Regions from separate parts of the Mus musculus genome. Here region 2 is linked to region 1. A link is a loop called in an ENCODE intact Hi-C map of the cell type or tissue named here. Cell type or tissue: left cerebral cortex. All regions are shown on one strand. Each heading gives the region's core, and the rest is flanking DNA. Links, peaks and the distances in the headings are about the cores only.

Evidence for each region. Peaks named below come from ENCODE experiments on the same cell type or tissue, not always from the same donor. Only the 100,000 strongest peaks of a DNase experiment are listed, where the experiment ranks them.
Region 2: a loop joins it to region 1, with 2.4 times the contacts of the local background. A loop is called at or near these places in 8 of 42 quality-filtered maps.

The regions. Positions count from the first base shown.
Region 1 is chr1:133,172,054-133,183,904 of GRCm38, reverse strand. It overlaps a transcript of Plekha6 not described here. Among named protein-coding and RNA genes, the nearest start is that of Gm51648, 36 kb to the left of the region's middle. RefSeq lists an enhancer at 1-3,237. In left cerebral cortex, for the core only: CTCF peaks have their summits at 1,415, 2,753 and 6,296 (motif pointing left); DNase peaks (open chromatin) are centred at 5,027, 5,761, 6,265, 7,799 and 2 more places; H3K4me3 peaks cover 1,485 bases; H3K27ac peaks cover 2,812 bases.
Region 2 is chr1:133,591,921-133,603,771 of GRCm38, reverse strand. It overlaps the pseudogene Gm23939. Among named protein-coding and RNA genes, the nearest start is that of Snrpe, 12 kb to the left of the region's middle. In left cerebral cortex, for the core only: a CTCF peak has its summit at 6,851 (motif pointing right); DNase peaks (open chromatin) are centred at 6,947 and 7,211.

The sequences.
Region 1 (11,851 bases), core at 1,386-9,385:
ATGTAAAATGCCCCGGCGCCCACATGCAGACTATAAACAGCGTTTGCAAAGGCAACACTTTGTTTTTTTTAATCCCCGTGTGAAAGAGAAGGCTGCATGTTTTGTGACGCTTCAAAGCACCAGAACCAAAGGGTGGAATTGAGGGTCTCAATCAAACAGGAGAATGTTCCCGCCACTGCAGGGAGCTGTTATGAGGTAAGGAGTCTGGGTCCACAGGATTTCCCAAAGGAAGGCAGTCCTAGGCCTCAGAGGGAAAAGAGTCGGGTAGACATAGGTTCTGAAAGACTTTAAGAGATAGTGGTGCACAGTTCCAGAGTCTACCTGCCGTGGAAGATCCTGGGGGGCACATGCACAGCTTCCCTACTCCCCACTGGCTCCCAAAAGAAGTTTGGTTCTGAGAGTATTTAATGAGAAAGGCTCATGCCAGCTCCAGCTATGTCAACCTCCTGCTTGGGCCTTTTCCAGCAAACCAAGCTCTCTCTAGCCCAGCCACCTTCCTCCTGCCTTTACCTGCCCCAGGGGCCAAGTAAATGTCCAGCGTCCATCAGATGGGCTGCTGAGCAGGCAGTGAGAAAACAGGAGCGTCATCCACAGCCTACTACGTGACACCTCACCCTTGTCTGGGGTGCTGTCGCAGTCAATCCTAGGGGCCTCAGCTGAGCCCACCCCTGGGCGCCACTGGGCCAAGATGGGGGGGGGGGGTAATGACGGCAGCTCAGCCAGGGCAGGCGCCTGGCTCCTGGATTTCCTCAGTAATTACTTCATTTGCACTGAGCAGGAAGAATCCAACTCAATCATCCAGGCAGACACACTAAATGTAATTATCTATGTAATGTGTCCTGCACCATAGCCTTCCTGTGAAAAAGAAAAAGCAGCCGAATTGAGGGGAGGGCGGCCCCTTTGTCTCTAGCCCTCGCAGCACGCCACCAGGATTAATTACATACAGCGCTAACACGTTTATCACCTCGCCACCAAAGGGGAAACCAAAGGCTTTTAATAATTCATTATCTGCAGCCCAGCACTCTGAATGGTTGTGCGGAGACACAGAACCCCCGCTCCTTTCTGCAAGGAAAGCCAGGCAACTGTGCAGGTGCCCAAGCCGCTCTTGCCACCGCTCTGGAAGCACTGCTGCTCCACCCCCACCCCTATTCCCATCCACGGCCGCGGACCCAGGTGCTGAGACACGGGCGCACTCCTCTCCGCTAGCAGGATGGGCTCGACTTTTGCCCGGGCTAAACCGCAGCTGCCCAGAGGTGGTTGCCGGACAGTTGCACCCGTAGAGTCCTCCCCACTTCCACAGGGTTCAGAGGCTCCGGGTGGGAGGACCGGGACAGCACCTGCAGTGCCCCGCAGCCATCTGGACAGGGGCTCTGGCAGAGGCGTGCCAGCTAGGGCTCCGCCCACGCATGCTGGAGCCCTGGCGGCTGAGTGCGCCACTGGAGATGCCAGATGGAGAGCGAGAGGTCTTGAGGGACTTGGGATGAGCTACCCGGTCCTGAAGGCTACACACCTCTTGCGAAACTTACTGGGGGACACATCCTTCTCCCCCACCACGCTCGAGCCCGCCTCTCTGCATCCAAGATCTCCCACCTCTCACTCTCCAGCCAGACTGGCTTGCAGTCCCAAAGGGCATCTCCCAGTAGCAGCTTTTCCCTCCTCCTCCTCCTCCCCCTCCTCCTCCTCCTCCTCCTACCCCCCTTTCCTCCCCCCTCCCCCTCCCTTGCGTATCTCCGACCACTTCAACCCTAGACTTCTCACACAATAGCCCAGTCCTAGGGCTCTAAACAGCGGCAGTTTGCTTTTCCATCACCAATACGGCATGTTCCATCATCCCCCTGCCCACAAATCCTTAAGCAGCTACCCACTGAACCGCAGACACCCCCTAAGAAACCAAGAGCCTCTGACCCCTTGCACTGAGGAAGGAGAGCCTCCACCGACCTGAACCTGACCCCTGGACCCTTCCATCTCTCTTCCCTACAAAATTAGAGATAGGGCGGGGCTGCACCTTGGAGGTTGGCAGCCCCAAAGCTACCCTCACCCGGGGACGCAATTCAAATGTAATCAATTCAGAGGGTGCCGGCCCATCCTAGGGATTCTGGAGGGGTGAGGTCACAGAAAGGCTATAATTAGCATTCTCAGCATCCATGATCCCTATGTACCGCTGCCAAGGCTGAAGATGAAGAAGGCAGTTCACTGCAGTGCACGCAACCCTGGCCTGTGCGGCCAACACCGGCTGCCAGCTCTGCCCCCCAGCCTAGCCTTCTTTCTCCCACCTCTTAGGTCTGATGCACCTAAACGACTCACCGGCTGGGCCTCGGAGGTGTGATCCCGCGCTGAGAGCGCTAAGCGCGATTTCGGAGGCACCCCTCCCCCAGCTCGGGCCAGCTGGGGTCCTCCTCCCCCACCCCTGGGGACCCCTTCGGAAGAGTGCCGCTCTGGATCTAATCTGATCTAATCAGTCATCTTCTCGCTGGCAGGTCCCTGGCTCCGGGGAGAGGATGCTGTTGTGGTTACTGCAGGATCCAGCACCTTTCCCAGGCAGAAGCAGCTGGGCATGCTCCATCGGCTCCCGTGGGGATTTCAGGACCACGTGACCCTCCCTCCCCAAGCTGTCACTTAGGATCAGGAGTAAATAGTCCCCTGAAAGGTTTAACTCCATCCACACCAGTGACGAGCTGCTAACCACCCTTGTAACCCTCCCCGCAGAGAAGGGGTTGGTGGGCACAGCCTCCCCGGCCTCCCACAGACAGGACAAGGCTGCCCCCCAGAGGGCATCTGGGCCTGCTGCGTATGGGTAAGCAGCGTTTTTTAAGAGTCCTACCACAGGAGACTGCAGGATGCTGTTGCCCCTGGGTTTGGCACTGTGGTGGGGCCTCGTGCACCCAGTGGTGGCTTTTCAGTTCTGTGACTGTCCCCAAACAGAGAAACCATTTCATAGAGGGTTTTGCTAGGATCCTAATACTTCCATATCCCTCAACACAATGAATTTAAAGGAAAAATATTAGGAGAGCTCTGGGACCCATTTAAAACAAAAACAAATAACCAAAAACAAAATAGGATCTCATAGTCTTCATCCCAGACTAGTCTCCAGTGACCAAGCCTTCAATCTGTGCTCTTCAGTATTGATGGGCAGGGGCAGGGAGCTTTAAACATCTCTCCCCTCTACTGTGCCTCTGTTTCTTTTCACATCTCTCTGGGAAAGGAGATTCTCCATGACAGTGGATAAGTGCAGGGGAAACCTTGGTTTTAGGACCAGGATCAGAAAGGAGTGGGACGGATTTGCCCTTAACTCCCAGGGGTTTTGTCTCTGCCACACCTTGGACCCAAAGCTGGAGACCATATCATTGAGGTCACTTTTTTTTTTTTTTTTGAGTTTTTTGAGACAGAGTTTCTTTGTGTATCCCATTCCTGGCTGTCCTGGAACTCACTCGGTAGACCAGGCTGGCCTCGAACTCGGAAATCCACCTGCCTCTGCCTCCCAAGTGCTGGGATTAAAGGCATGTGCCACCACTGCCTGGCTTGAGGCCACTTCTGAACATAGAAACATTCCAAAAAGCAGGAATTGATGAATACCTATAAGGTTCCACCCACTTGATAAGTCTATTGTTATTTGTAAGTGGACTGTCTTGATTTAAAAAATAAAAACAAAAAGCAGCCTGGGCTGAAGATGTCTGCTCAGTTGAGTGCTCGTCAGGGTACATGAAATGAAGCCCTGGGAGTCTGCAAACCAGCACCCCATAAAATACAGTATAGGTAAGATCAGAAGCTTAAAACTATTCTTGGCTACTCAACGAGTTCAAGGCCAGTCTGGGCTACATGAGGCCTTGTCACAAAAGAAAAATGAACAAAGCAAGAAAGCAACCTGTTCCTACTCTGAGTCTAACCACGGTGTGTGAGCATCCCTGTGTGAGCATGAGCATCCCTGTGTGAGGATCCCTGTGTGAACATCCCTGGGTGAACATCATCTCTGTGTGAGCATCCCTGTGTGAGCATCCCTGTGTGAGCATGAGCATCTCTGTGTGAGCATGACCATCCCTGTGTGAGGATCCCTGTGTGAGGATCCCTGTGTGAACATCATCTCTGTGTGAGCATCTCTGTGTGAACATGAACATCCCTGTGTGAGCATCCCTATGTGAGCATGAGAATCCCTGTGTGAGCATCCCTGTGTGAACATCATCTCTGTGTGAGCATCTCTGTGTGAACATGAACATCCCTGTGTGAGCATCCCTATGTGAGCATGAGAATCCCTGTGTGAACATCCCTGGGTGAACATCGTCTTTTGTCACCTGGAGCACTTTCTTTAAAAAAGGATCTGCTTTAGAAGGCACAAGAGAACTCGTCCCTTCCTGCACCCAGGAAGAGATAGATTAGGAGACTGGAGATATGGGAGAGACTTGATGGAGTCAAGCCAGGAGCCTGGGGAGGTACCTAAGGGACAATCCTTCTCATGCCTCCTCAGGGTAGGGGGGCACATGGCAGCCTATCTGCTCTCTTGGTAGGGTTTCCCCTCTCTTTCCCTCAGCTAGATGAGCTGCCAGGCTGGTCCTCAATGACTCTGTGGGAAAGCCTCTCGGCTAAAGGGGCAGGGAAGTTGTGAGTAAGGGCCCCGTGCCAGGCCCAGTTCACCTACCCAGCTCTCCAGGACTTGGCAAGGATGTCTGGTACAGGTGGGGCCGAGTCGGCTTCCAGGCAGCCAGAAATGAGGGACTCTTGGGGAGTCCCTGGCCTTGAGAAGTTAATGGAGCAAAGTGGGGTTGAGAGAGATCCCAGTACGCAAGAGGGGAAGAGAAGGGGACAAGGACCCCCAGCTCAAATGCCATGCAATCTTAGGCAGCTGGAGAGGGCAGCCAACAGACAGGCCCGCTGGGCGGGTTTCCTCTTTGGCAGACAGAGCGAGAGCTGCAGACAAGGCTCTGGCTCACCCAGAAGCCCAAGCCAGAAGGGTGGCTGCTTCTGGAGGACACAGGGGCTCCGGGGGGAGGAGGGTGAGAAGCCAAAGGATGACTGGGCTGGGCACAGTGCCTTCCTGCCAGGGAGCAAAATGGAAGATGTATGAGGCCTTATGGGGCTGGCAGGGTGGAGGCGGCAGAGCTGAGAAAGCAAACATGCCTTGCCAAGTCTAAATCTCTCCTCTGTTAGCCCAGCCGAGAAGCAAACTGCTCCTGAGAAAGGCTGAGGAGGAAGCTTAAGGAAGAAGGAGCCCCAGAGAGAGCACCTCTGGGGTCTTGCCTTCCCATTCCCAATACAGTCTCATCTCACTCACTCACACCTTCAAAGATCATCACTACGCCACACTCCCCACTGGCCCTGGGGGTCACTAAACTGGTGGACTAACTTCCCCTCCGGGCCCACTTTTCCCTGGAGACCATGCCCACGCTCCTTCACCCAGAACCCACTAACTGGGAATCAGGGAGGAGGCCCGATAGTGAAGTTGTCAAGACTCAGGTTCCAGACTCAGCTCCACCCCTGACTAATGCAGCAGCTTTGAACTGGGCACTTGACCGCTGAGCCTCAGTTTTCCTCCTCTGTAAATGAAGTTTGTTGGCAGTGCAGATCACCCCCTTGCCTTCTCTCCTGTCCAGAGTGACATCTGCCTTGCTTGAGACAGAGCTGGTAGGATTCCTATACCAGAACTTCTGTCCTGTGCCTTTCTCTCGCCTCCCCAGGTGACCCACAGGTTGAGGGTCTGTCTGGACTCTTGGTGACCTGCACAGCCTCTGTGGAAGTACCAGAGCTTCATCATCCGGCTCTTGAGTATCTGTGGGTGGAGCCCTGCCTTCGGTATCTCTGCCTTCCAGCAACCCCTGGAATGGCCTGAGCAGCTCCTGGATGTACTAGGGGTTCAAGTAGGTGTCCAACCAACTGCCCATCTGGCACTTCCTGCAGGAACTGTTCAGACCAGAACAGGAAGGCACGCCAGAGCTGGGTGTGGTCCCTGGGTGGAGGAGCAACAAGTGTTATCAAGGTGTGGTTCTGTCGTCCACCTCTCTGCCATGTCTCCTGCCTAGACACCTCTACAGGGAGAGGCACTCTTAAAGACAGAAGGGACCGGTTCTACAACAGACTGCCTGTGCAGGAAGCAAAAGACCAGGGCCAGATCTCTTATTGGCTAGGAATTGCTTTTACATAGCTGGCTCATAAGTCTCAGAAAGCCTCCAGACCCACAGTGACAGAACTGCAGTAAAGGAGGGTCAAGATGGCGCTCAGTTCCTTGCAAGTGAGACAGTGGGTCATCACTCAAATCCCTTGGAAGGCATGGTCTGCGGACCATGTGTGCTCTGCTGCCCTCCTGTGGATCAGTGCAGTAAATGCACACAGGCCACAGTGAGCTACACCACCTTCCACTCCCTATTTGTTTATTCTCCTCTCAAATCCCCTCCTTGGAGGTGACACTTTTTTTTTTTTTCCGAGACAAGGTTTCTCTGTGTAGCCTTGGCTGTCCTAGAACTCACTTTGTAGACCAGGCTGGCCTTGAACTCAGAAATCCGCCTTCCTCTGCCTCCCAAGTGCTGGGATTAAAGGCGTTCGTGCACCACCATGCCCGGTTTGCAGTGACACTTTTAAAACCTCAACACACTGGAGTAGTACAACAGTAGCAGGTCCCATAAGACCCGACCCTCGGATGCCATTAAGGATCCGGCTTAATGAGATACAGTTATTGTCCTTGTTAAATACCCAGCCCAGCAAATGTGAAATGTGCTAGAAGAAACATCACCCCAAATTATCCCAACATCTGATTTTTTAAAAATCACTTCTTGGGAATCCATGTATGGAGTCATCAGTCCCTTTACATCCCAACCAAATGTCAGACGCCTTGGTGAGAAGGGATTGCTCATGGAAAATAAGGCATTCGGGATCCATTCGTTCATTGACATGCTCATTGGTGAGGGGTATGAAGCCCCAGGCACCAAGAATGCTGAGTGCCATCTTGATAAGAACACAGCGGTGAAACCACTTCAGCTTTCCTGTTGCTAAAACGGAGATGAGAGAGCCTCGCTTACCAAGGGATTAAATGAGGCAATTCAGTCAAGTCCTGAGCTCTGAGAGTGGCTCCTGCTTTCACAAGCTGTGGATATTTTTATTATTATACACAATAAGACAATATTCTCTCTCTCTCTCCCTCTCCCTCTCCAGACTTCATGAGCATCCCTGGGTTACCCCTGCCCCTTGAGGGGTCCTCAACCATGGTCTGGAGATGGTCCTAGAAAAGCCGATCCCCATCAGCTGGAAGCCTGTTCCACTTGAGAAGTCTACACCCTTGGAGACTGGTTCCCACACGCACAGGGCTTCCACAAGTGGAAAGGAGGTGGATGAGGGGGGAGCCCCAGAGCCTTGGTATGGCAGGGGAAGAGCGAGGAGCAGACTGGGACCACAGACTCCACAGGGCTGAGAAAGACAGAACTGAGCCTGGGCAGGAAACCTGCACATGCTGGGGAGCATAATTCAGGCCTTAAGCTGTAAATGATGGAAATGTGGAAGGGTTTTAGTTTTAGCAAAGAATGACATGAACATCTTATATTCTTGGGGGAAGGGGGAAACACTCTTGCAAGAAGACCACCAGAAAGGTCTAGGTAGGGATGAACTCGGATACGGCTGGGAGCAGCCAATGAGACAGGAGGAGTGAAGGACCCACGGGGTCGGGGGCAGGGGAGGGAACGTGAGGCTCCCTGCTGTGGCGTTCTGCTTCTAAGAAGGATGCAGAGAAAACAATTCATGTGGGCTCACACTCTGCTGAGAGTTACAGACTGGTAGCTGAATCAGTAATTAGTTGTGTCCCTATTTATATTCCATTTTTTTCTCACCCACCCACCTATTTCAGTAAATGCCGGGTTCCTATAATGTATCGGAAAGATTCTAGGATAACGGAAAACAATGTGAGCAGAGGCTGTGCTCGAAGATTACCCAGCAACAGAGTACTACCAAGAAGTAAACACGCTGGCTTGGGCTTGGCGGTGCTGTGCCTAGCATGGGTTTTGGCCCCAGTACCACAGAAGAACCAATCGACAAGTAGGAGCCAGAAACCTGGATATAGGAGGAAGAGAAGGTGCCCAGGGCACAGGGGACAGTACATGCAAAAGCCCTGCTGGGTCTGAGGTGAAAGAGGCAAAGAGAGGTGAACTTCAGCATAGAGCAGTCCTGAGAAGGTCACAGAGGTGGGCGCGTCACCCCATCTTAAATAGTACGTTTTAAAATTATGTGTCTGTGTGTGGGTATGTGCACACGAGTGCAGGTGCCCACAGGGGCCCCCTGGAGCTGGAGTTACAGGCAGTTGTGAGCTGCCTGCAGTGGGTGCTAGGATTTAGTCCTGTTCTCCGGAAGGGCAACGTAGGCTCTCTTGACTGCTGAGCCACCTCTCCAGCCCCTGGGTGGTAAATGTGAAGGATGGGCGAGATAAAACACCAGGAGAGTGTTCAGTAAACAAGCCCAGCAAGGGAATGCTTACCAAAAACTATCAAGATGATGTCCTGAAGACTGAGAAATGTGCAGAGTGTTTATGTCAAGCAAGGGCTGGGCGTGCCCTTGCAGAGAGTCAGCTGTGGAGCCGTGTGACGACAGAGCGGTTTCCAAATAGGTCATGTGCAAAAGGGCTTTTTTTTTTAACTGTAAAAATATGGCTAACACCGCAGGGCAGGGTGGGGCATGCTTTTACTCCCCATATTTGGAAGGCAGAGGCAGGTGAAACCCTATGAGGTCTAAGTAGCAAGTTTCAGACCAGTCAGAGCTAAATAATGAGATCCTGTCTCAAGAAAGGGGTGTGGGGGGGTTGGAGGGGTAGCTTAGCAGTTAGGAGCAGGACCCAGGTTCGATTCCCAGCACCCACATGGTTGCTTGCAACCACCTGTAACTCCAGTACTGGGGGATTCATCCTCTCTTGGGGAGATGTGACCTCTGGTGGCACTGCACACGTGTAATACACAGACATGCAAGCAAAACACCCATACACATAAATTAAAGTATAGGTGTTCTGATGCAGGGATTATCCTAAGAGATGGACATGTTAAAACTATTGCAATGTATTATTATTGTTATTACTATTATTATAGTACTGAACCTCATAAATGTTAAACAAGTGATTACTACTGAGTTCTATCTCCAGCCTGTCTTCACTTAGGTCTCCCTAAGTTACCCAGGCTGGCCTAGAACTTCCTATATAGCCTGGGTGGGCCTTTAACTTGGGATCCTGCTTCCTGTCTCCTGAGTACCTAGGATTACAGACCAGCACCGCCAGGCCCCGATAGAGGTGAGGATTTCAAACAAAAAAGTACTAAGACTGGCGCCTTCCTCCCTAGAAACTCTGGCAGAGTCAGTACCTCAGCACCAGGGCAGTGGGCATCAGGACTCTTGGGAGGCTGCAGAATACAGGGGTGGCTCAGGCTTGGGCACAGAGCTTCACTTTTGGCAGGGAGCTAGAACTGAACTTTCAGGACAATGGAGAGACAGACAGAAAGACAGTGAGTTCCAACAGAAGGAAATGAGCCCAAGTATGTAGCTGTGGGCCTCCAATGCTGGAAGAGTCGCATCCTCTGCCTACCTGCTTCCAACCAGGAAGCTTCCCAGGGCCTACCTCACCCACCCCAGAGTCAAGACTCAAAGCCCATATGACCTGGCCAATCACGTAGAGGAAAGAAAGCACCCCACATCCCAAGGGCTACAGAGGCCCCCATCCAGATGAACAAGAGTAGCTGGGCCTGGCCTTACCACCGCCATCCTGTTTGCTCCCAAGAAGTCGCCCCCCCCAACATTCTGTACCCCGCTTCACATCTCAGTACCTGACTCTTTCAACCCTTTTCTGGTACTTCAGTGACAGTATCCCATACAGGCATGAGCCAGTCCTTCTGCTGGTTCAGCTCAGCCCAGCAGTCCATGGACCCTACCCCAGATACCTTTCATTGACTCACCCTAGTGACCCTTAGGCCACCAGACACATGCTTCTGTCTACCTGGTGCTCCTCAGTGCCTCTAGGCCATCCACAGACCCCGTGGCTACAGCTTGTGTGATATGCCAGATCCTTTAACCACCTCCCCTCCCTAGGAGGAATCTGTGACTGGGACAAAAGCCAGGCCAAAGGTGAGGTTAAGAAGAGAACCATCTACTCACTTGATGAAGTATGCAGCTCCTTCCGGGGTAGAATCCATCTCCCAACCCTTAGGCAAACCTGCAAGGAAGCGAAATCACAAGCTGAAGAGTCCAGGATGCAGATTCTTGTCTTGCCTCTACCCAGCAGCCCGGGGTCTGGAAGGACAGAAAAACTCCAGGGGAAGCCACAGTCCGAGCAGCCGCCTTTCCCCCCATTAATTCCAACATCCACATCTTCATCAAGTAAGGAGAAAGATGAAGGCAACAAAAAGAATCACTGCTTGGTGCCCGTCCTCACTCAGCCCACAAACCTCTCCTGAGCATCTGGGCCAGAGGCAGACCCCGAGACACATCAGGGAACCACAAATGCTCATCCTCTATGGAGCCTCAGCGTCCTCTGAACCCCTCATCACAGAGGTCAAGGCTGGTTCCAAGAGCGGGTGATTCATCCAAGCCCTCAGCACTCAAGGTTTAGATGGGATACAAGTCTCTGAATCCCAGGAGGTAACGTGTTAGGACCTCCAGGTTGCTGCTCTACCACAAGACCAGCTTGTGAATTTCATTAGCAACTTTTTTTTAAAAAGTGTCCAAGGGGTCACTGGCAGAGTCTCAGAGTGACAAGGACTGAATCACTGAGGAAACTAACCTTGGCCAGGAAGCTCTATGGACATTACCCTCATACCAGAGAGCCTGGTTAGGTCCTGACTTGCCTGATGTCTAAGGGTTTCTATTGCTGTAACAAAACAGCATGATCAGGAAAGGGTTTATTCAACTTACACTTCCAAATCACTGGCCATCACCAAAGGAAGTCAGGACAGGAACTCAAACAGGGCAGGAACCTGGAGGCAGGAGCTGATGCAGAGGCCACGGGCTTGCTCATCATAGCTTGCTCAGCCTGCTTTCTTATAGAATCCTGGACCACAGGTCCAGGAATGACACCACCCACAATGGGCTGGACCCTCTGACATCAACCACTAATTTAAAAAAATGCCCTATAGGCTTTGCCTACAGCCCAGTCTTATGCAGACACTTTCACAATGGAGGCTTCTGCCTCTAAGGTGACTTTAGCTTGTGTCAAGTTGGCATAAAACTAGCCAGCATGCCTGCTCACTCCACCAAAATACACTCTAGCCAAGTCCCACTTTCCCAGCACAGAGAGCCCCCAGCCCACAAGAGAGAACTTTGAGAAAATCTACATCCACCGGGGCTGGTGATCAATTCCTCCTACAGGGAGTAGAAGCCCCCGGGCTAACATACTGAAAAATGAGAGGGAATTCTCTTAGCTCTCACTGCTTCTCTTTTGGTCAAGAAAACACCTGTTGGTCTGAGTGTGCCATCACCTTGCCAGCTACTTTGGGTTACAAACTGCAGACAGCAGAGCCTGAGTTTGGGACACTGACTGGACGTTTTGAACCATCATTTTATCCGAGTGTATTTCTGAAGAGCCTATTAGTCCGTCGTAGCTACTATTTCAGTAGAACAAGCCAGCCAAGCTTAGCTCCTGACCCCAAGGACCCAAACCCTAACCCTAGCCCTAGCCCTAGTCCTAACCCTAGCCCTGACCCTAACCCTAACCCTAATCCTAGCCCTAACCCTAACCCTAACCTTAGCCCTAACCCTAGCCCTGACCCTGACCGTAGCCTTAGCCCTAACCCTAGCCCTAACCCTAACCCTAACCTTAGCCCTAACCCTAGCCCTGACCCTGACCATAGCCTTAGCCTTAACCCTAAACCTAGCCCTAGCCCTAGCCCTAACCCTAGCCCTGATCCTAACC
Region 2 (11,851 bases), core at 1,883-9,882, 420 kb before region 1:
TGGATCTGTACGTTCTTGAGGCAGATTAAGAATTCTGCCTGCACAGGTAAGCTGCTAAGGTTGGTGGAAAAGGCTGGGGGGGAGGGGGTAATTGAAAATAAACAAGTTTTGTTTTTTACTAGTGATGTACTCATCAGTTCTAAGTGCTTGTCTGTCACACGTGAGGCCCTGTTAGATCCCCAGTGTTACAGAACAAAAACCCACCGCTGACTTCTGAGTACTGCGACACCAGCACTTGTAAGTGCAGGAGGTTGCAAACATGCTTGTAGTTCTGTTTGCTTAGCAATTACTGAGACACTGAAGAATTGAGAATCTTATCACTAAGATGAGAATGTGGAAAGCAGGTATGGTGTCCTGTGCCTGTAACCCAGCAGGAGATTGAAGAGGGTGGAGTGAAGGACAAGGTCTGTCCAGGCTAGATAGCAAGAGTGGCTCAAGAGCGGACTAGGAGGGAGGGTAGAGTGAGATACCTTTAAAGTACAAGTCAGATAAATGTAAAAAACTAATAGGAAGCTCTTGGGAATCTTAGTTTGGGAAAGACCACAAACACCTGGTAAATTAGTCGTTAGGTAAAATAGTAGCATACTGAAAAGACTTACTTGTTCTCATCTGTAAAGATTTAGGTTCCTTCCCAAATGATAATGCTAATTTGTTTGGCCTGCGGAATGTCTCAGTGGGTAAACATTTTCAAGCATGAGGACTGGAGTTAGCACCCCAGAACCTAATGACAGTTGGGTGCCTTGTGGTCTGCCTGTAATACCAGTCCTTAGGAGGTAGAAATGGAACCTGGAAACACCATCTGCAAACTGTGGGTTTAGTGATAGACTTCCCTAAAGTGTAAGATGGGAGTATGTGAGGAAGACAGACAATGTCAGGCATGCATAAACATGTGCTTCCACCCCTTAAAAAAACAAAACAAAAAACCTTGTTTTTTGTTGTCTGGGTTTTTGTTTTGTTGTTGGGGGGTTGTTTGTTTTGTTAGTTTTTTTTGTTTGTTTTCTGAGACAGCGTTGTACGTTTCTGGCCATCCTAGAACTCTCTGGACCAGGTTGGCCTTGAACTCACAGCATCACTTGCCTCTGCCTCCTGAGTGCTGCCGTTGTGAGCCATCACTATCTAGCTTTCTTCTTCTGGGTCTCTGATGAGGATGTGCTTGCTGACGACATAGCAGAAATACTGAGGTTGGAACAGCTTTCAAGAATCAGTTCTCCATGTGGAAACCAATTGGTGTGTGGGTGTTTGTCTGTCTGTCTGTATATGCACATACACTATGTATACGGGTGTCGTGGCCATCTGTGTAGGTCGGAAGACAACTTTGATGAGTAGATTCTCTCCTTGAGCCATGGAATCTAGGTGGCCAGCTCAGGTTGTTGCTAATACCCAATTGCCTTTGCCCAGCAAGCCATCTTAGTTTCTGTGTATGCACGTATCTGTGTATGTATGTATGTCTCTGAAACAATCTACTAGTGTCCATAGAATCAGAAGAGGGCATCAGATCCCCTGGAGCTGGAGTTACCAGCTGCTCTTGATGGATGCTGTGATTCTTAAGGATCTTCATGGTTGAGTGGTAGCTCTTCCTTTTAGCCAGTTTTCCACCCAGCCACTGGCTCTTATATTTTTTCTCTTTAGGTGCTGACTCGCTGGGTAATCCAGACTGACCTCAGATTCATGATCTTGCCTCAGTCTGCTGGGACTGTAGCCATGTATCAATATGACTGATGGGCTCCTAGTTTGTTTTATTTTGTTTTTGGAACAGGGTCTCATGTAGTTCAGTCTGGACTTTAATTCAGTATTTAGATGGATGTACCTTGAACACTGTACGTATCTTCGGCCTCTACCTCCCAAGTATTAGGATTGCCAGCATACATTATCATGTCTGGTTGTGTGTAGTTCTGAGGAGTGAACACAGGTTTCTGAGCATGTTAGGCAAACACTACCAGCTGAGCTACATACCCAAGTCTTAATAAATACCTCCTTCCTTGGGATTTTCACACACAGCCCTTAAGTTAGTATTCAAAGTAATACACTCACTGTGGCATTTCCATACATACGTCATTATACTGTAGTCTGATCAGCCCCCTCCCTTTCCTCTGTCTCCTAACCCCATCTGCCTGGATCCCTTCCTTCCCCTAAGTGGCCCACCTCCCTTTAGGTTTCCTTGATGGAACTTGTCTGAGTCTCCTGTAGTTTGCTTGGGATCGAGATTGCCCATCTTACCAATTTCCTTGTCAGTGTGATGATCTGATGTTTACAGATGAACAGGATTTGGCGTGTATTCCATGCTCTTTTATTCCATTCGTGTTAAGGGACATTTAGGCTAACTTGTGAAAAGTGCCACAGTAAACGTGGAAGTGCAAGTCTCTCCAATCTTTTGAGTCCGTGCGAGCCATATGACATTTCTGTGTCCCCACCCCCCGCATGTACCCAACAGGGTAACTGCTAGTCAAGTAGCATATGAAAAACCTCATGGGAATTTTCTCTTTATGGTCATGTCCACAGTAACATTTCTGTCTTTTGAGAAACCTTCATGCAGACATTAGTAATCACTATCAGGCTTGTGGCCTGAACAGCAGCAGTAAGTTTCTCTTTCCAGCACTCGCACTGGGATTTGTTAGGGTTTTTTGTTTTTTTTTTTCCCCCTCAAGGATAGCTGTTTTGATTGGGATGAATGAGATGGAGTCTCAGTTTAGATTGTGATTGTGTGAGAGACTATAGGTGTATGTATGGCATGGCATGCATATGGAAGTTATAGGTCCTCATCTTCCACTTTGAGACTGAGTCTTTTGTTGTTGTCCACTGCTAAATGTAACAAGCTGACTGGCCCATGAGCTTCCAGGGAATCACTTGTCTCCATGTCCAACCTCAGAAGCACTAAGATTACAGACATACTTCCCTACTGCCTGGGATCAAACTCATGTTCTCATGCTGCCGTAAGCATTTTATTTCTGAGCATATCCCTAGATCCTCAAATCAGTCCTTCCCCCCCCTCCCCTGTCTCCCCTTTCCCCTTCCCTCTCTCCCCTCTCCCTCACGGAGTTTATCTGTGTTCTGGCTGTGCTGGAACTCACTCTGTAGACCAGACCAGCCTTGACCTAGGAGATCCATCTGCCTTTGCCTCCTGTGATTAAAGGCATGTACCATCACTGCCAGGCTCCTCAAATCACTTAATTTGCATTTCTGTTGGCTAAGGATGTTCAATACTTGTGACTATTTTTGAAACTGCAGTTTGCCTTCCCGGTTCATTAGATGGTCTGCTTTGGGTGTTGACACTTTCTGGAGTTCTCCGTATACTCTATACATCCCTGTGGGATTGATCATTGTGGCAAAGATTTCCCCCTCACTTAGACTATCACTCATTTTCCAGCTCTTGGGAAATGTCTTGTGCCGATTGGAATCCTTTTCAGGAAGCTTTTATCTTACAGTTTTTATAATTTCCTCTAAGTTCAAGGATTTCAAGTCTTATCATTTGTTTCATGTGTATGTGTTTCAAATCATGTATGTGGAGATCAGAGGACAACTTGTGGGAATCTGTCTCCTTCCATAATTTGGGTTCCAGGTATCTAATTCAGGTCATCAGATGGCTTGACCCACCAAGCCATCTCCCTAGCCCCAAGAGACCTAGTATTAATTGCCTTTGCAACTAAGTTGACATTTCCCCTTTAGCTTTCAATGTCATTTCTTTGCCTTTTAGCTTTTAGTATCTTGACTCTACTATGGGGTGTGTGTGTGTGTGTTTGAGGGGTTTGTTTGTTTGTTTGTTTGTTTTTTCATGGCAGAGTTTGTGTAGCCCTAGCTGTCCTGGAACTCACTCTGTAGACCAGGCTATCTAAGAACACACAGAGACCCACCTGCCTTTGCCTCCCAAGTGCTGGGATTAAAGATGTATGCCACCACTGCCTGACTGACTCTACTATGATGTCCATGCATTTTCTAATTTGAGGTTTCAAATACCTCTTATGTTGCAATGTCTTTTTCTCCTGATCTGAAAGGTTTTCTATGAGAATCCCATGAATAGAATCATACCATTAGCATTTCCACTCCTTATCCATACCATGGATTGCTCTGTTGATCACAATGCCAATAATTGGATGTTATGCCTCTGCCCATTTATTTGTTCTTTATTGGTGCACTTTGTGAGCCTGTTCCTCACGGTGACAAAATGACCTGGCGAAGCAGCCTAAGGAAGGAAAGTGTTACTTTAGCGACTCAGTTTGAAATGCAGTCCTTTGTGAAGGGAAGTCAAGGCAGCAGGAGCTGGAAGCAGCCGTCTGCAGTCAGAAGAGAGAAAGGTGGTTGCTGTCACTCAGCTGGTTTCCTTTTCCAAGGTGGGGAGGCAGGACTTTCCGGGTGATGGTGCCACCTTCCTTAAGGAGGGCCTTCTACCATAATCCCTCACAGGCCAAGTAGCCTAATCTAAAGCCCCTCAGGCCTGCTGGAGCCTTGTTCTCTGAGTGACTCTGGATGGCCTTAGGTTGACCCTGTCAGTCTGCAGGCTCCACCCGGACGGTCTTCTGTTCAGTTGAGTTCATTGCTTACTGTGTTTTATGTGGGTCAAGGAAGGGTTGGGGTTTTGTTGTTTTGTTTTTTTAAATATTTTTGTTTTGTCTTTTTTTTTGGGGGGGGGGGTCCTCTGTGTAGCACTGGTTGTCCTGTAACTTAATCTGTAGACCAGGCTGGCCTCGAACTCATGAAAATCCACCTGCCTTTGCCTCTTGAGTGCTGGAATTAAAGGCATGGACCACCACCGCCAGTCTTGAGCAGCCTATGCTGGAAGACTTCGCCCTCCCTCCCTGTGACTCAGTGGGAAGGTAACACTTGAAACTACAGCAGCATCAACCTGCACAAGAGCTAAGTTTCCCTTGAACCAATCATGCTCCTTACATTACCAGAGATCATAAAACAGTGGTGAGCTGACTGTGCAGTTAAAAATATTTAGGGAAGTGTGGAAATAGGGAGGGCTGAAATAAAGGAAGCTGGCTGGGAAGAGGGAGAAACACAAGCAGAGCAAGTCAATGCTTTGAGATGCAGTGAAACAGGTGTAATAGGGAGGGAGGAGAAGAGCAAGAAGGAGCTAAGGTAGCCAAAATAGAGAGGATCCTGGAAGGAAAAGCGGGAGGGGAGCTAAGAAATAAGGAAACATACAAAGCTCAATGGTGGTGGCGCATGCTGTTTATCCCAGCACTTAGAAGGCAGAGGTAGGCATTCTCTGAGTGATAGCCAAGGCTACACAAACCCTGTCTGGAAGAAGAAAAACAAATCATACCAACAAAATGAGACAAAAACCTGAAGAGCAAGAAATTGTAAAGCAATAAATAAAAATGTAGAGAGTAAGGGGCCTGGTAAGATGGCTCAGCAGATGAGGTTGTTTGCTACCAAACCAGATTCCCTGAGTTCAACCCCCAGGACACATGGAAGAGAACCAGCTCCTGTAAGTTGTCTTCTGACGTCATATGGATGCTACAGCACATGTGTGCAAAAGTAGGCTTGAAGGGGTCACAAAGGTGATGGAAGTATTTGGGACAGCTTCCTCCTGAGTCTTTGACCTCCCTGTGTGGGGTTACAGGCTTGTCCTGAGTTATGTCAAATCAGGACAAGATGGTGCCTGGCTGCTCCCTCTGTCCACAGCAGCTCATCTGCCAAAATCATTGCTCCACCGAAATTTGGCTTGTCCTCTGGGTGTCTTGGGCTTGCCCTGAAGCAAGGACTGCACATTTCTCCTGCCTTGCCTCAGGAGAGCAACTACTCCCCTCCCCAGTCAGGGGGCTGTGCTTTGGGTGCGGTTTGCCCCTCCCTCCAGCAGGTATTTTTGCCCTTGTTTATTTTGTCACTATATTGGTGCAGTGTCATGTGTGGATTATGCTCATTTCATCAGAGGACAACTTGAAGGGGATTGGTTCTTTTCCACCATCACTTACTTCTTAAGTAAGTTCTTTGCCTTTAGGAGAGTGTATTGTTTCTCCTGATTCTGATTGTCACCCTTGAAAGCTCACATGGGCAGATTCTAGCCCTCACACTTGGAAGTCTCCAGCTTTGCGTAATAATTGTGATAGACAATTAATAGAGGTTTTCTAGGCAAAGTTGAACAAATACTGAAACAGATTCACAAGCAAGCAGGGGTTCTCCGTTTATTTTAGGTTGGTTCCCCTTGTTTGGCCCAGGTAGCCTTAAGCCTAGTCCTCCTGCCTCAGCTTTCTAAGAGCTGGGACTATGAACATGTGCCACCTCACTCATGCTAACAGTTTTAGTATTATGTTCTTAGTGGGTACTACAAGATGAGGAAGGCCAATCCTATGTTTATATTTTGTGGTGCTGGGGATCAAACACATGGCCTGGTGTATACTACGTAAGCATTCTGTCACTGGGCAGCACTCCCAGCCCCAGAGCCCATCTGAAATCACGATAAAGGTAAAGATGGCTGAAAGTCCACCAGGAAGTTCAGTTTCTGTACTGGAAAAATGACTCCATAGGTAAAAGCACCTGGACGCCCACCAGCAAGCCTGACACTGTGGGGAAGAACGAGCCAGCGTCCAATTGTCCCCTGACCTCCATGAATGTGACGAGCTTGTGTTCCCACATACATTATACACCAAATAAGTTATAATAAAGTTTTTTAAAGTCCCAGTTCTTTTTGAGATTCATTAAAGTGAATAAAATCACTCTGTCTGAGGCAGGAGAGTTGTAATGACCATAAAAGTCAGCCCCTGGGAGCTGCCTTTAGCTACAGCGATCTCCTTTCTAAATGTGTGCCCTTTGGTTATATTTTCAGTAGACTACTTTAGCACTTTCAACATGCCTGAGTTTGAAATTCATTAAGCCAGCTCTGTAAAGAAAATACTGGGCAGTAGAGGGAGTTAGAGCGGTGGGACTGCTGATGAAAGACCAGAGCTAAAGACCTCCCTGCAGCTTTCTTGGCACCAGAATAGCTGGGAAGGAGGATAAAAGCTGGAGCAGGATAATCCCTAAGAAAACCTGCTGGCTGCTTTTTCCATTTCCCTGTGTGGCCTTTCTGACCCGGTTGCCCTGTGTAAGCAAAGCTGAGCCTGCTGTGGCTTATTCTGAATGGATCAAGATGTGGAAGGTTCTATTTTTGACAGAGCAAACGATGATCTAGTGAGAAATAGGTGCTCTTACAATTGAGCTCTGTATTTAGAAATCTTTGCCTGCTGCTCCCTGCTCTGTGGAGCCTGTGGTGTTTGCCTTTTAAACTTGGACTTCTCCACAATCTGTAGCTCCTTTCTTCAAACTAGAATTTGTATTGCAGGGAGGCGTTGCTCTCCCTTCATTAAGGCTACTGAACTACTGGGAAGCAGCTCATGTTGGCAGCCCTTGGTATGTGGGCAATTATTTTTCTGGAATGGCTCTTTGTTTCAGAGAGGGTCTTGCTAACCACCCACTAACTCTTGTAACATTCTTGAAAGGGGGTTGGGGGGAGCTGGAGAGGCATGCCCTGAAAGAAAATTAAGTACTGATATGAGCCTGGTCTGTCCATGGCAGGTAGAGGGAAGGAAAAGTTTGAAAATCTTAGACTTACTATTCATGGGCGCCAACTCTTGTCGGTCCACGCTTGTCAGGTAAGGGAGAGGACTGGGCTTATTTGAGTTGGGCTGTTACTGTACTGTTCTCCCCTCTAGCATGATTGACACACACTATTCAAGTCTGTTACTGTTCCCCCTCTAGCATGATTGATAGACACACACTATTCAAGTCTGTTACTGTTCTCCCCTCTAGCATGATAGACACACACTATTCAAGTCTGTTACTGTTCCCCCTCTAGCATGATAGATAGACACACACTATTCAAGTCTGTTACTGTTCTCCTCTCTAGCATGATAGACACACACTATTCAAGTCTGTTACTGTTCTCCCCTCTAGCATGATAGACACACACTATTCAAGTCTGTTACTGTTCCCCCTCTAGCATGATAGATAGACACACACTATTCAAGTCTGTTACTGTTCTCCTCTCTAGCATGATAGACACACACTATTCAAGTCTGTTACTGTTCTCCTCTCTAGCATGATAGACACACACTATTCAAGTCTGTTACTGTTCCCCCTCTAGCATGATAGACACACACTATTCAAGTCTGTTACTGTTCTCCTCTCTAGCATGATAGACACACACTATTCAAGTCTGTTACTGTTCTCCCCTCTAGCATGATTGATAGACACACACTATTCAAGTCTGTTACTGTTCTCCTCTCTAGCATGATAGACACACACTATTCAAGTCTGTTACTGTTCCCCCTCTAGCATGATAGACACACACTATTCAAGTCTGTTACTGTTCTCCTCTCTAGCATGATAGACACACACTATTCAAGTCTGTTACTGTTCTCCTCTCTAGCATGATAGACACACACTATTCAAGTCTGTTACTGTTCCCCCCTCTAGCATGATAGACACACACTATTCAAGTCTGTTACTGTTCCCCCTCTAGCATGATAGACACACACTATTCAAGTCTGTTACTGTTCTCCCCTCTAGCATGATAGACACACACTATTCAAGTCTGTTACTGTTCCCCTCTAGCATGATAGACACACACTATTCAAGTCTGTTACTGTTCTCCCCTCTAGCATGATAGACACACACTATTCAAGTCTGTTACTGTTCTCCTCTCTAGCATGATAGACACACACTATTCAAGTCTGTTACTGTTCTCCCCTCTAGCATGATAGACACACACTATTCAAGTCTGTTACTGTTCCCCCCTCTAGCATGATAGATAGACACACACTATTCAAGTCTGTTACTGTTCTCCCCTCTAGCATGATAGATAGACACACACTATTCAAGTCTGTTACTGTTCTCCCCTCTAGCATGATAGATAGACACACACTATTCAAGTCTGTTACTGTTCTCCTCTCTAGCATGATAGACACACACTATTCAAGTCTGTTACTGTTCTCCCCTCTAGCATGATAGACACACACTATTCAAGTCTGTTACTGTTCTCCTCTCTAGCATGATAGACACACACTATTCAAGTCTGTTACTGTTCTCCCCTCTAGCATGATAGACACACACTATTCAAGTCTGTTACTGTTCTCCCCTCTAGCATGATTGATAGACACACACTATTCAAGTCTGTTACTGTTCTCCCCTCTAGCATGATAGACACACACTATTCAAGTCTGTTACTGTTCCCCCCTGTAGCATGATAGACACACACTATTCAAGTCTGTTACTGTTCTCCCCTCTAGCATGATAGACACACACTATTCAAGTCTGTTACTGTTCTCCCCTCTAGCATGATAGACACACACTATTCAAGGCTGTTACTGTTCTCCTCTCTAGCATGATAGACACACACTATTCAAGTCTTCTTCTGAAGAAATGCTTGGGGATTTCGGAAACTTCTAAAGGTGTAGGAGAACTTGTGTCTATTCATGCTTAGAAGTTAACATAAACAGTTGACTCTCAGTTGATCTCTGTGAGTTCAAGGCCAGCGTAATGCCTCATAGAGGGTTCCAGACCAGTGGGCAGGGATACACAGTGAGACACTGTCTTGGGAAGAAAAAAAAAAGAAAAGAAAAAATCTTGTGCTGCTGCTCTCTTGCTCTTGTTTGGATTTGGTATCTGTGATACTAGCCATAGAAAAAGAGTTGGCGCCACTTTGATTTCATTTTTTTTTTTTTTGAAAAGTAAGAAGAATTGTCTTAGTTATTTTGGCTGTGAAAATATTCAGTCTTGAACTTTTCCTTGCTAGGAGCCTGTTTACATACATGCATGTGTGTGTGTGTAACTAGGTTCAATCCAGTACCTTGTACACACATTATCAAGCACTCTACTGCACTGAGCTGTATTCCAGACTTTTAAGGGTTTTATTACTGATTCAATTTCCTTATTCACTCCTGGTCTGTCTCAGTTTTCCCTGTCTCTCCCTCTCCCTCTCCCTCCTTGCTGTGACCTCTACTACTGAACTACACCCTCCGCTTTGGATTTTTCTATTTCTTCATGATTCAGTCTTGGCAGGAACATATGCATTTCTTACAGGCTATCTAACTGGTTGGTGATGGGGTATCTATGTGTAGCACAAGCTGGCCCTGAACTCATGATCATTCCACTGTAGTATTAAGAATGCTGGGATTACAGGAGTTCAGCCTTCAAAAAAGGACCTCCTGAGTACAGAGGATAGTGCAGTGGGTAAAAGTGCTTACCATACAAGCCTGGAGACCTGACCTCCACACATGTGCCATGGCCGTGCATGTGTGTATGCATATAAACACACGCACATATAAACACAAATAAAACCCAGATCTTTTTTTTTTTTTTAAGATTTATTTATTTATTATATGTAAGTACACTGTAGCTGTCTTCAGACACACCAGAAGAGGGCATCAGATCTCATTATGGGTGGTTGTGAGCCACCATGTGGTTGCTGGGATTTGAACTTCGGACCTTCGGAAGAGCAGTCGGGTGCTCTTACCCACTGGGCCATCTCACCAGCCCAAAACCCAGATCTTAATTTCAATTTTTACTTCAGCTCTCATCATCTTTATTAGTTTTCCTGTCTTTGACCTTAGTTCTTGTTTTAGTTCTTTGAGGAGTGATGTTTATTTAGTTGGCATCTGTCAATGTTTTTGTTGCTTTTAGAACTACTTTTGCTGTATCTCATAATTTCTGTGTTGTTTCTGTTTTAGTTTGGGGTGAGGGGTGCGCACGTGAGCGTGCCTGTGCCCATACGCAGAGAGAGAGAGAGTATGTGTGTACATGTCCATGTGCATAAAAGCCAGAAGAGGATGTCCAGAGTCCTGCCTTATCTCACTGACTTGTAACTGTGGCTGCTCCTGCTCTTTGGGTTTCCATCTGTGTGGAATATCTTCTGTTCTTTCACTCTTAGTCTGTGTGTCTGCAACTCTCTTCCAGACAGCACATAGTTGGATTTTTGTTTGTTGTTTTAATATAGCCTGTTTTAAAACACCCTGTATTTTCGGAGACTTGAATCCATGTACATTCAAGTTTATTGATAGGTAGGAACTTACTACCAAGGTGGCAAGATGGTTCATCAGGTTAAACACAAACCTGACAACCTGAGTTCTGAGCCCATAGAACCCATGTAAAGGTGAAAGGTGGTAGCACATGTCTGTGATCTCAGCATCCCTAGAACAAGATGGGAAGCAGGAACAGGAGAATCCTCTGGAAGCTCGAGGGCCACGGTGGGAAACCACAAGAGAGGCTGCCTCAAGTGTGTTTGTTGGAAGAGAAGGACCGTCCACATGCACACCATGGCCTGTGCACACCCTTACACGTGAACACACAACAAAATAAATATTAATAAAGTAAACCTTACTGCTGTCGTCCTTCTGGTTGATTTTAGACAATTGATTCCTTCCTTTCTTGTTTCCTTCTTTTGTGGCTCGATGGTTTTCTCTCTGGATGCACTTTGAATCCTTGGCTTTTCTCACCCACACACTCTGGAGATTGAACCCAGGATTTTGTCAAGTGCTCTGCCACCAAGCAGTAACCACAACCCTCCTTTCTATTTTGGTTTTGTAGTTCTAAAGATTTTTGCTTTGTAATTACTGAGTATAAATCTTATAATACCCTATTTTGGGCTCAAAACAATTTATCTTTGCATACAACTCTGTACTTTCACACATACCATGTTAGCATATGCTAATTGTGTAAAATAATGGGTTTCACTCGTGTCTCTAGCTGCATATGTATCAGAAGATGGCCTAGTCGACCATCAGTGGAAAGAGAGGCCCATTGGTTGTGCAAACTTTATCTGCCTCAGTACAGGGGAACACCAGGGCCAAGAAGTGGGAGTGGGTAGGTGGGGGGGGTGGGTGGGGGAGCGGGTGGGGGACTTTTGGGATAGCATTGGAAATGTAAATGAAATAAA